Linked DNA regions of Homo sapiens: region 2 is linked to region 1. A link is an interaction called in ENCODE POLR2A ChIA-PET data of the cell type or tissue named here. Cell type or tissue: MCF 10A. All regions are shown on one strand. Links, peaks and the distances in the headings refer to the core of each region. The heading gives the core; the rest is flanking DNA. Region 1 overlaps EFNB2 (ephrin B2). Region 2 has its middle 360 kb from the start of DAOA.

What was found. ChIA-PET counts read pairs that join two places held together with the same protein. Peaks named below come from ENCODE experiments on the same cell type or tissue, not always from the same donor. Only the 100,000 strongest peaks of a DNase experiment are listed, where the experiment ranks them.
Region 2: POLR2A ChIA-PET joins it to region 1 with 5 read pairs; 2 of 35 experiments call an interaction of 5 or more read pairs at or near these places.

What each region holds. Positions count from the first base shown.
Region 1 is chr13:106,505,761-106,510,169 of GRCh38, reverse strand. The region is part of intron 2 of EFNB2 (ephrin B2); the gene reads left to right. Among named protein-coding and RNA genes, the nearest start is that of EFNB2, 28 kb to the left of the region's middle. In MCF 10A, for the core only: no CTCF peak of the experiment used is centred there; a DNase peak (open chromatin) is centred at 2,059.
Region 2 is chr13:105,108,524-105,112,932 of GRCh38, reverse strand. No RefSeq gene overlaps it. Among named protein-coding and RNA genes, the nearest start is that of DAOA, 360 kb to the left of the region's middle. In MCF 10A, for the core only: no CTCF peak of the experiment used is centred there; no DNase peak of the experiment used is centred there.

The DNA of each region.
Region 1 (4,409 bases), core at 328-4,327:
ATTGCAGTTACTGAACTACTCTGGCCATCAGAGCTCTCCTTAGAGTTACGATTTACCATGCAAAAGCATATGGTAGCCTGGGATAAATGAATCTTTCTTAATACAGAATTGAGGGTCTCAAGTTTGAAACTACGAGAGGCTATTTGAATGTTGCTTTGGGGGACTGTCATAAGGGCTGGGTGGAGGACTCAGGGCTAAGAAGTTTGCCAGGAAGTCCAGTTGAGACTTTCAGCAGAGTTGAAAGACTTCCACGATGGCGTAGGCAGAGGAAGGCGTTTCAGATACTTGGGAAAATATAGAAGCCAATTTCTCACCCACCCTACAGCAAAGCTCATTGATCTACAAGTTTCCCTAGAAAGGAAATGGGAAATGCAGAGAACAAATGTTAAAATAGTTTTAGAAATTAATATTGACTTTGTATTGCTTCTGCATAAGTTCCAAGACACCAAAACAATGAATGGATTTTAAAAAGTCACTACTTTGCATATCAGACAAATGCACACACACACACACACACACACACACACACACACACACACACAGTCAAGCTCTGTACTGGCTTTTTTGAGAAGGAAAGTGTTTGAAGTTAGTAATTTTTATATCAGTACATTTATAAATAGTGCTAGGTAGCATGACGGAAAGTATTAAAATTTACATGTATATTTTTAACACTTCAAATCGTTGGTTCACTTTGAGACAGTAAATAATATTAGCATTTGAGTTCAGCTTTAATAAATTCTACATGGGTTTAACCCCAAATCTGAGTGTCTAGTTGGTAAGCGCCTTCAGAACGAGCAGTGTTATAATAAATATGTTATTGTGTGCTGGTTTCTTTCCATGGAGAGGAAAAAGAGACCTGATGCTTTGGAGGAGTGCTTGACTTTTCCCCAGTGAGGAGTAGTCCAGAGGGACTGACTTGCATTGGGGAGTACCCTACATGAACAGCATTTCAGAAGAATTAAACCAGGAACCTAGAGTCCTACTTGCTAGTCCTGCTTCCTAAGCTTAATGAGAAAGTCAATTTTATTTCTTTGAACTTTAATTTATTTCCCTAAAAAACGCTTTTAGTATTGTCATTGTTCTGGCTAATGATGGCGGTCTCCTCCAGTTTCAAGCCACCTTAGGGCTGGGCATACAAATGCAATATAGGATCACTTGTTAGTGTGGTTTCAAATGGACATGATCCTCTGTAAATTCTTTAAAAACATTTAATTTGATTTGTGGTGTTACCTGCTTTAAAATATAGTCATCACACTTGTGAGTTTCAGACGTGAATATGAATTTTTAATTTGAACTGTATTTTTAAACACACTAAGTATTAACTAAGTCCCCTTAGGAGATATGTGGCAAACTGATATGCATCCTCATTCATTCTTCTCATAGATGGTTATTTGTTTTTTAACTTGTGGCAAAATTATATATGAATGGTCACCGACTTAAAATAGTTCCACTTAAATTTTTCAACTTTCTGATGGGTTTATTGGAGTATTAAATGTATTTTCAATTTAATGATATTTTCAGCTTACCTTGTGCTTATCAAGTATCAAGACATAGCCCCACCTAAGTCATGGAGCATCTGTATATGGGTTTTTATTCTTGTTTAGAATTGACTTTTTCAAGTGACCTATTTCAGTAATTAGCCCTGGGCCTGATTTGCATAATGAGATCTCCTAATCTTCAAGTAATGCAAAGATGGAGATATTATGGCCATGTGGTCTGAAGAGACCTTTTCTTTATTATGTTCAGATCTTTAATTGCCTTAAAAATAGAGTAGCTAATTTACCTAACCTCTAGTTATTTTATTATTGTCTTTAAAGTTTTTTTTAATGTTCATGAAATAACTGTTCTGAAATTGCCTATTTTCAAGGGAAGCTGTGTCTTAGACTTACTAAATGCTCCAGTTGATACTGGGAAAGCCTTCTTGTGTTCGTAGCCTTTATCCGTAGAGTTTTCTTTGCAGCATTTTCTGTGCCTGGTTTAGTTTCTTTTCAGAGGCGACACCCAGAGCTGAATGAGTCAGCAGGTTTGGTGTGTCGACCCTTTGCAACAGCTGTCCTTACGAAGGTTCTGTGGGCTGGTTATTCTACCTTCGCATAAAACCTTGCAAAATAACCCACAAAGAGGTTTTCGTCACACTACCAAAATCATGTGAGTCAGAGATGGATGAAAAATGAATGCCATTGTGTTCATACTTTTCCAGTGAACAGTAGCTACAGCAGAGCTGTTAGACAAAGAAAACCGTATTAATGAAGCGCCTCCCAATTTAGCTTCATATGGCTTTTGCATTATTTTGCTGCAAATCCATAGCTAAGACACATCTTGTGGCATAGTCCGTAAGTCATCTTTCCGAAGGACTGTTTGATTAAAGGTTGTTCTGTGAGATCCACCCTGTGTTGTTCATGGCATCCTCTTGGAGGCCTCCCTCACTCTCCATGCCTTGGCAAAGTCTTCCTTAAGGAACACTGAACAAGTCTGGAGAAGCTGCCATTTCTTAGGGCCCTCATTGGTTCAGTTGTCTATAGCTTTTTATTTTTTATTTTTTTTTTAATAAAGAGTATGTAAAATTGGAAAGCTTCACAAACAGCTTTGCTATTTTTTAGACATGTACTCCACTTCTAAGCAAAATCACAAAATAAAGTAAAATGCTTCCACAAATATAATGAAACAATATTCTTAAAGAATCAAAGCAGAAGAACTTCAGAGTCTGTTGCTTATGTTAAGCATATATTTGTTTTCTTCTCTGCTTTTGATTTACTTATTTCTGGGGTGTAGGTTTGGCAAGTAGTACTGAAACGTACTGAATGCACTGTTCTTTAGCAAGATAGTTACAGGAGCTTTCAAATGTCCTCTTAACATATAGATTTCTTTTAGAATATAGAATAATGTGTGGGCTGTATAAAGCGATTATGTGCTTTATTTGATGAATTATTTATGTACGATAAATGTAGCAAAAGCCACATTTCCATCATTAAATGTAATCCCATTTGGTGATACAGCAACATCAGCCTGTCATTTGGGTCCTCTGATTGAGGGGTGAGGATTTCTGTTTGATACCTTGTGCATAATGGCTGCGTTCAAGCATTTAAACTCATTTTTATTTCTAACCTACAGCTGTCATCTTTGTAATAGGATATTCATCAGAATCTTGCCAGAGACTGTGCATTTGGGATCTTGGGGGATACAGCACCACCACCACCCTCCCCCTGTCCAAGAGAAACAGATCAACATCTTAGGTTGAGAGTCTGGGGTCTGGAAGACCCGAGTTCCTGAGTGCCCTTTGACAAGTAACTTAACCCCTGTCTGCCTCAGTCTCTTCATCTGTAAAGTGGGGATAATGACAGCACCTGCTTCACAGGGTTGATGGGAATCCAGATGTGGTGGGATATAGAAAATGCTTATTACTTCCACCTTTGACACCAAATACATATAACTAAGAGTTAACTTTGGAGCAGGGGAGGAAGTGTGAGGCTCCAGGCTGGAGGCAGACCTGTGTTCGGCTGCAAGCTGGAGAGGATGGACCCCAAAAGCTTGGCTGATTTGAAGTCCATCCATAAAATGGAACTCCAGAGAGTTTACACGTTTCAGTAATGCTGCATAACTTAATTATAAGATCTTCTCTCTTTGTCTTCTTTCAGTGTTATAAAAGCTCTTTTGTCCTTGAGCTTCCTTTACCAAGAAACATGCATTTATGTATCTTTTTGTTCATGGAATTGCCCAAGCTTGTTAGCAGATCCTTTGTAAGACCCAAAAGAGACAGACAGGGGAGGAGTCTTCAGATACATATAATCATTTTTCCCAATTTCCATGTTACCAGCCTTGCCAGGACTTTTTCTCAGTTCCCTGTTACACAATGAAAATAGTGTCTCTTTATTGATAATTTTAGTAGCATCCTAATGTGGTATAAATCGTCTTCCAGAGAAGAAAATGTGTCAGGGTTGCGTTATCACTGAGGCTAGCTGGGAAAGTAGATCAGCCCATTAGTCTGATAATTCGAAGCGTTGTTTCTGTTATTTCTGAACATCATGTGAACTCCTTTTCTGGGTGTATTAAAGGTTTTCCCAGTGTGTGTCAGTGAGACTCCTGATTGAATTTAATATGAATAAAGATAAATTCTTTACATTTAAGGATTAAAGTCTCAGCTTCTGCTTAACTTGAGATTGCACTGAGAAACTCCTGGCTCTCGGGTATAGCGGAGTCACGACCTGGGGATGTCTGTCCCATATGGCTCTGTGTGTAAGAAGAAAAAGCTGCTGTGGACGGAGACTCTGTTCACATTAAATGACATCACCTAAGCCATCATGACAGCAAGAATTATTTAGGAATTGCTCAGAATAAAACTGCCTTCATTATTTCATAAAATGTATCTTGGTATCTTTAGCACCTTATTTATGGCTTTTTAAAGGTTCACT
Region 2 (4,409 bases), core at 228-4,227, 1.4 Mb after region 1:
AAGGTGAAGTAGAGGATGTATATGCTTTACTGCACATTCTATTTAGACTGGGCCAGAACCACTGCATGGTTGGTGGTCTCTTATCTGGAAGAAATGCTGGTCAGTGGTTGTGCTGAAATCACAAAAGGGCAGGGCAGCACCAGACAGTTTGTTGATATCAGCAGTGGAGTCTTTCAAAAGGGCTGGTTTCAGTTTAGCCCTTAGGGACGAATGTCTAATGGTGATTAGTGAGGGCGGAGGGTATAACCAGGTGTATCTGATCCCCGCAAACTGTCATGGCTGATAATTCAGTTTTCAAGGTTTCTCTGAAGTCCCTTTGGACAAGTGGGGGGGGGGCGGAGGGGTCTGTTCAGTTGATTGTGGTGCTTAGGATTTTATTTTTATTTCTCAATTTAATTTTTGTGAAACTTGTAAGATCTAGGTCTAGGGTATTTTATTTTCTTCTTTTTACACACAGTCATCCAATTGCTGTAGTACCGTTTATTAAAAATGTTATATATTTTTCTGTTGAATACCCTTTGTACTTTTGTCAAATACCAGCTGATTACATTTGTTTGGGTCTTTTATTAGGATTTCAATTCAGTTTTACTTATCTGTTTGTCTGTTCTTTTGCCAATATCAGATTGTCTTGATTCTGTAGCTTTATAGTAAGTCCTGAAGTCAGGTAGTATAAACCCTTCAAATTTGTTCTTCTCTTTCGCTGTCATGATGGGTATTTTTTTTTTTTAATGGAGTTTTGCTTTTGTTGTCCAGGCTGGAGTGCAATGGCACGATCTCGACTTACTGCAACCTCTGCCTCCTGGGTTCAAGTGATTCTCCTGCTTCAGTCTCCTAAGTAGCTGGGATTATAGGCATGCGCCACCACGCCCGCCTAATTTTGTATTTTTGGTAGAGACGGGGTTTCTCCGTGTTGGTCAGGCTGGTCTCAAACTCCTGACCTCAGGTGATCCCCCTGCCTCGGCCTCCCAAAGTTCTGCGATTACAGGCATGAGCCACTGCGCCCAGCCTCATGATGGGTATTTTAGGTCTTCTATTTCTCCATATAAACATTAGAATCAGTTTGATGATATCCACAGAGTATAATGCTAAAATTTTTTATGGGAATTGTAATGTATCTATAGATAAATTATAAAAGAATTGGCATCTTAATATCGAATCATTCCAAGTAACACAGAGGTTAAAGAAGAAATTTCCAGAGAAATGTTTTTTCAAATTTTTTCTTTACACAAAAATTAAAATATCACCTACAAAAATGTGAGAAGCAGAAAAATCAGTGCTTAAGAGAAAAGCATAACAGGGAATGCATATATTTGTAAAACAAAAGATCAATAATCTATGTTTCTTTATTGGACAACTTGAAAAGGAAGAACAAGTTAAATCAAAAGTAGGCAGAGAAAAAGGTATAATAAAGATTATGACAGAAATCAATAAAATGTAAAAGAGAAACAATATAGAAAATCAACAAAACTAAAAATTGGATCTTCAACAATATCAATGAAGTTGAAAAGTCTCAAGGCAGGCTAAGAAAAAAAGAGAGGACACAAATTTCTGGTGTAAGAAATAAAAGAGGAGATATCACTACAGATCCCATAGATATTAAAAGGACAATAAAGTAATATTATGAACAAACCTATGTCCACTAATTTGACAAATTAGATGAAATAGGCCAATTCATTAAAAGACATAATTTTCCAAATCTCACAAAAGTAAAAATAGACAGTGAAAAAGCCTATATATATTAAAGAAATTGAATCAGTATTAATAACCTTTTAAAACAAAAGAATCTAAGCTGAGATGGGTTTGCTAATTATTTCTACCAAACAACATGCACCAATTTTCTGCAATCACTTTCAGAAGATAGAAGTGGAAAGAATCCTTTGTAACTATTTATATGATGTAAGCATTATCCTAACACCAAAACCAGACAAAGTACCAAAACTGTAAAATAATTTCTCATGAATATTCATGCAAAAGTCCCAAGAAAATAGTAGCAAATCAAATCAAGCAATATTTGAAAATAATTATGTACTACAACCAGTGGAATTTATCCTAAGTTTGCAAGGGTGGTTCAACATTAAAAAATCAATTAATATAATCCATCATATCAACAGGAATTGAAGACAATCATATGATCATATAAATAGATGTAGAAAAACTATTTGACAAAATCTAACACCCTTTCATTATAAAAACCATAAGTAAACTGGGAATAGAGGAGAACTTCCTCAACTTTATAAAGAATGTCTATACTAATTTACAGCTATCATCATACTCAACAGTGGGAAACCCAAAACTTTCCCACCAAGATCAGAAACATGGCAAAGATATTCCCTCTCACCACTGCCTCGGTGTTTGTTTTGAGAAGAGTCTCACTATGTTTCTTAGGCTGATCTTTAAACTTCTGGGCTCAAGCTATCCTCCCATGGAGAAGCCCCCAGCAGAGGAGCTGGGATAACAGGTGTGCACTACCACATCCAGTACAACAAATCACTACTGCTTTACAAAACTGTACTCAAAGCCTAAATAATGCAATAAGACAATAAAAGAAAAATTAAAAATTGTACATATTTTTAAGAAAAAAGAAACTTTCTTTGTTCACAGAAGACATTTCTATATAGAAAATCTGAAATAGTTGACAAAAATATTAATACAATTAAGAAGTGATTGTAGTAAGGTTGTAGGATATGTGGTTAACATATGAAAGTCAACTGCCTTTCTAAATAGGAGGGCTTTAAGCTGTTTGTGCCCCCGACAAAATGTATATAATTATATCCTTACCCCTAAAGTGATGGTGTTAGGAGCTAGGGCTTTGGGAAGTTGATCTTGTCATGAAGGTAGGGCCATCGTGATGGAGGAACAACAGCTAGACACAGACTCTACACCCTTCACAAAAACTAATGCAAAATGTGTTGTATACTGAAATGCAAAACTATAAAACGACTAGAATATGACATGTCAGAAAACATAGATGACATTGGGCTTGACAACTGCTTTTTAAATACAACACCAAAGGCAAAATGACTGAAAGAAAAAAAATGATAGCTAAACTTAATTAAAAATAAAGTTTTATTCTCTGAGAAAGATACTATCAAAAGAATAAACAGGCAAGCCACAGAATGGGAGAAAATATTTGAGAAAGATATGTCTAGTAAAGGAGCTATCCAAAACATACAAAAATCTGTCAAAATTCAATAAGAAAACACAAAACCCAATTTAAAAATTGCTGAAAACTCTTATCAAAGAAGACAGGCCGATGGCAAATGAACGTATGCAAAGATCCTCCCCAATATATGTTATCAGGGAAGTGTAAATTAAAACAACAATGAGATACAACTGCACGCTCATTAGAATGGCCAAAATCCAGAGCACTGACAATGCCAAATGCTGGAGAGAATATAGAGCAACAGAAACTTTCGTTCATTTTTGGTGGGAATGCAAAATGGTAGAGTGAATTTGGAAGGCAATTTGGCAGTTTCTTACTAAACTAAACATATTCTTAGCATAGGATCCAGCCATTGTGCTCCTTGTTAGTTAGCTAAAAGAGCTGAAAACTGGGTACACACAAAAGCCTATATTCAATTTCTTATAGCAGCTGTATTCATAATTGCCAAATCTTGGAAGTAACTAACATATCTTTCAGTATGTAAATGGATAAGTATACTGTGGTAGATCCAGACAATGAAATATCACTTAATGGTTAAAGAAATGAGCTGCCCTGTGATGAAAAGATGTGGAGAAAACTTAAATACATATTATTAAGTGATAGAAGCCAATCTGAAAGTCTACATACTGTATTATTTCAACTTCATTACATTCTCTAATAGGCAAAACAATGGAGGCAGTATAAAAATTAGTAATTATAAGGGGTTAGTAGAGAGCACTAATGGGGTGAATATGTGGAGCACAGAGGATTTTTAGGGCAGTGAAACTACTCTGTATAATACTATAATGGTGAACACCTGCCATTATGCATCTGTCAAGACAGAATATAAAACACCAAGAGTAGTTCTAATGGAAACTGTGGACCTTTGGTGAAAATGATGGGTTGGTGTAGGTTTATTAATTATAACAAATGTACCACTTTGGTGGAGGATGTTGATTGTGGAGAAGGCTATTCATGTGCAGGGGTGGTAGGTATCTGGGAAATCTCTGTATCTTCTGTTTAATTTTGTTGTGAACCTAAGACTGCTCTAAAAATTATACTACCCCGGTTTGAGAACATGTAACATCTCTCCTTTTATTTATAACTTTTTTGATTATTTTATCAGTGTTTCTGCATATAGATAGTATTTTCTTTCTTAGATTTATCCCTAAGTGTTTCCATTTTCAGCACTATTATAAAAGGTATTGTGTTTTTAATGTTAAATATCTATTTTTCATTTCTGGTATATAGGAAGGCAATTAATTTT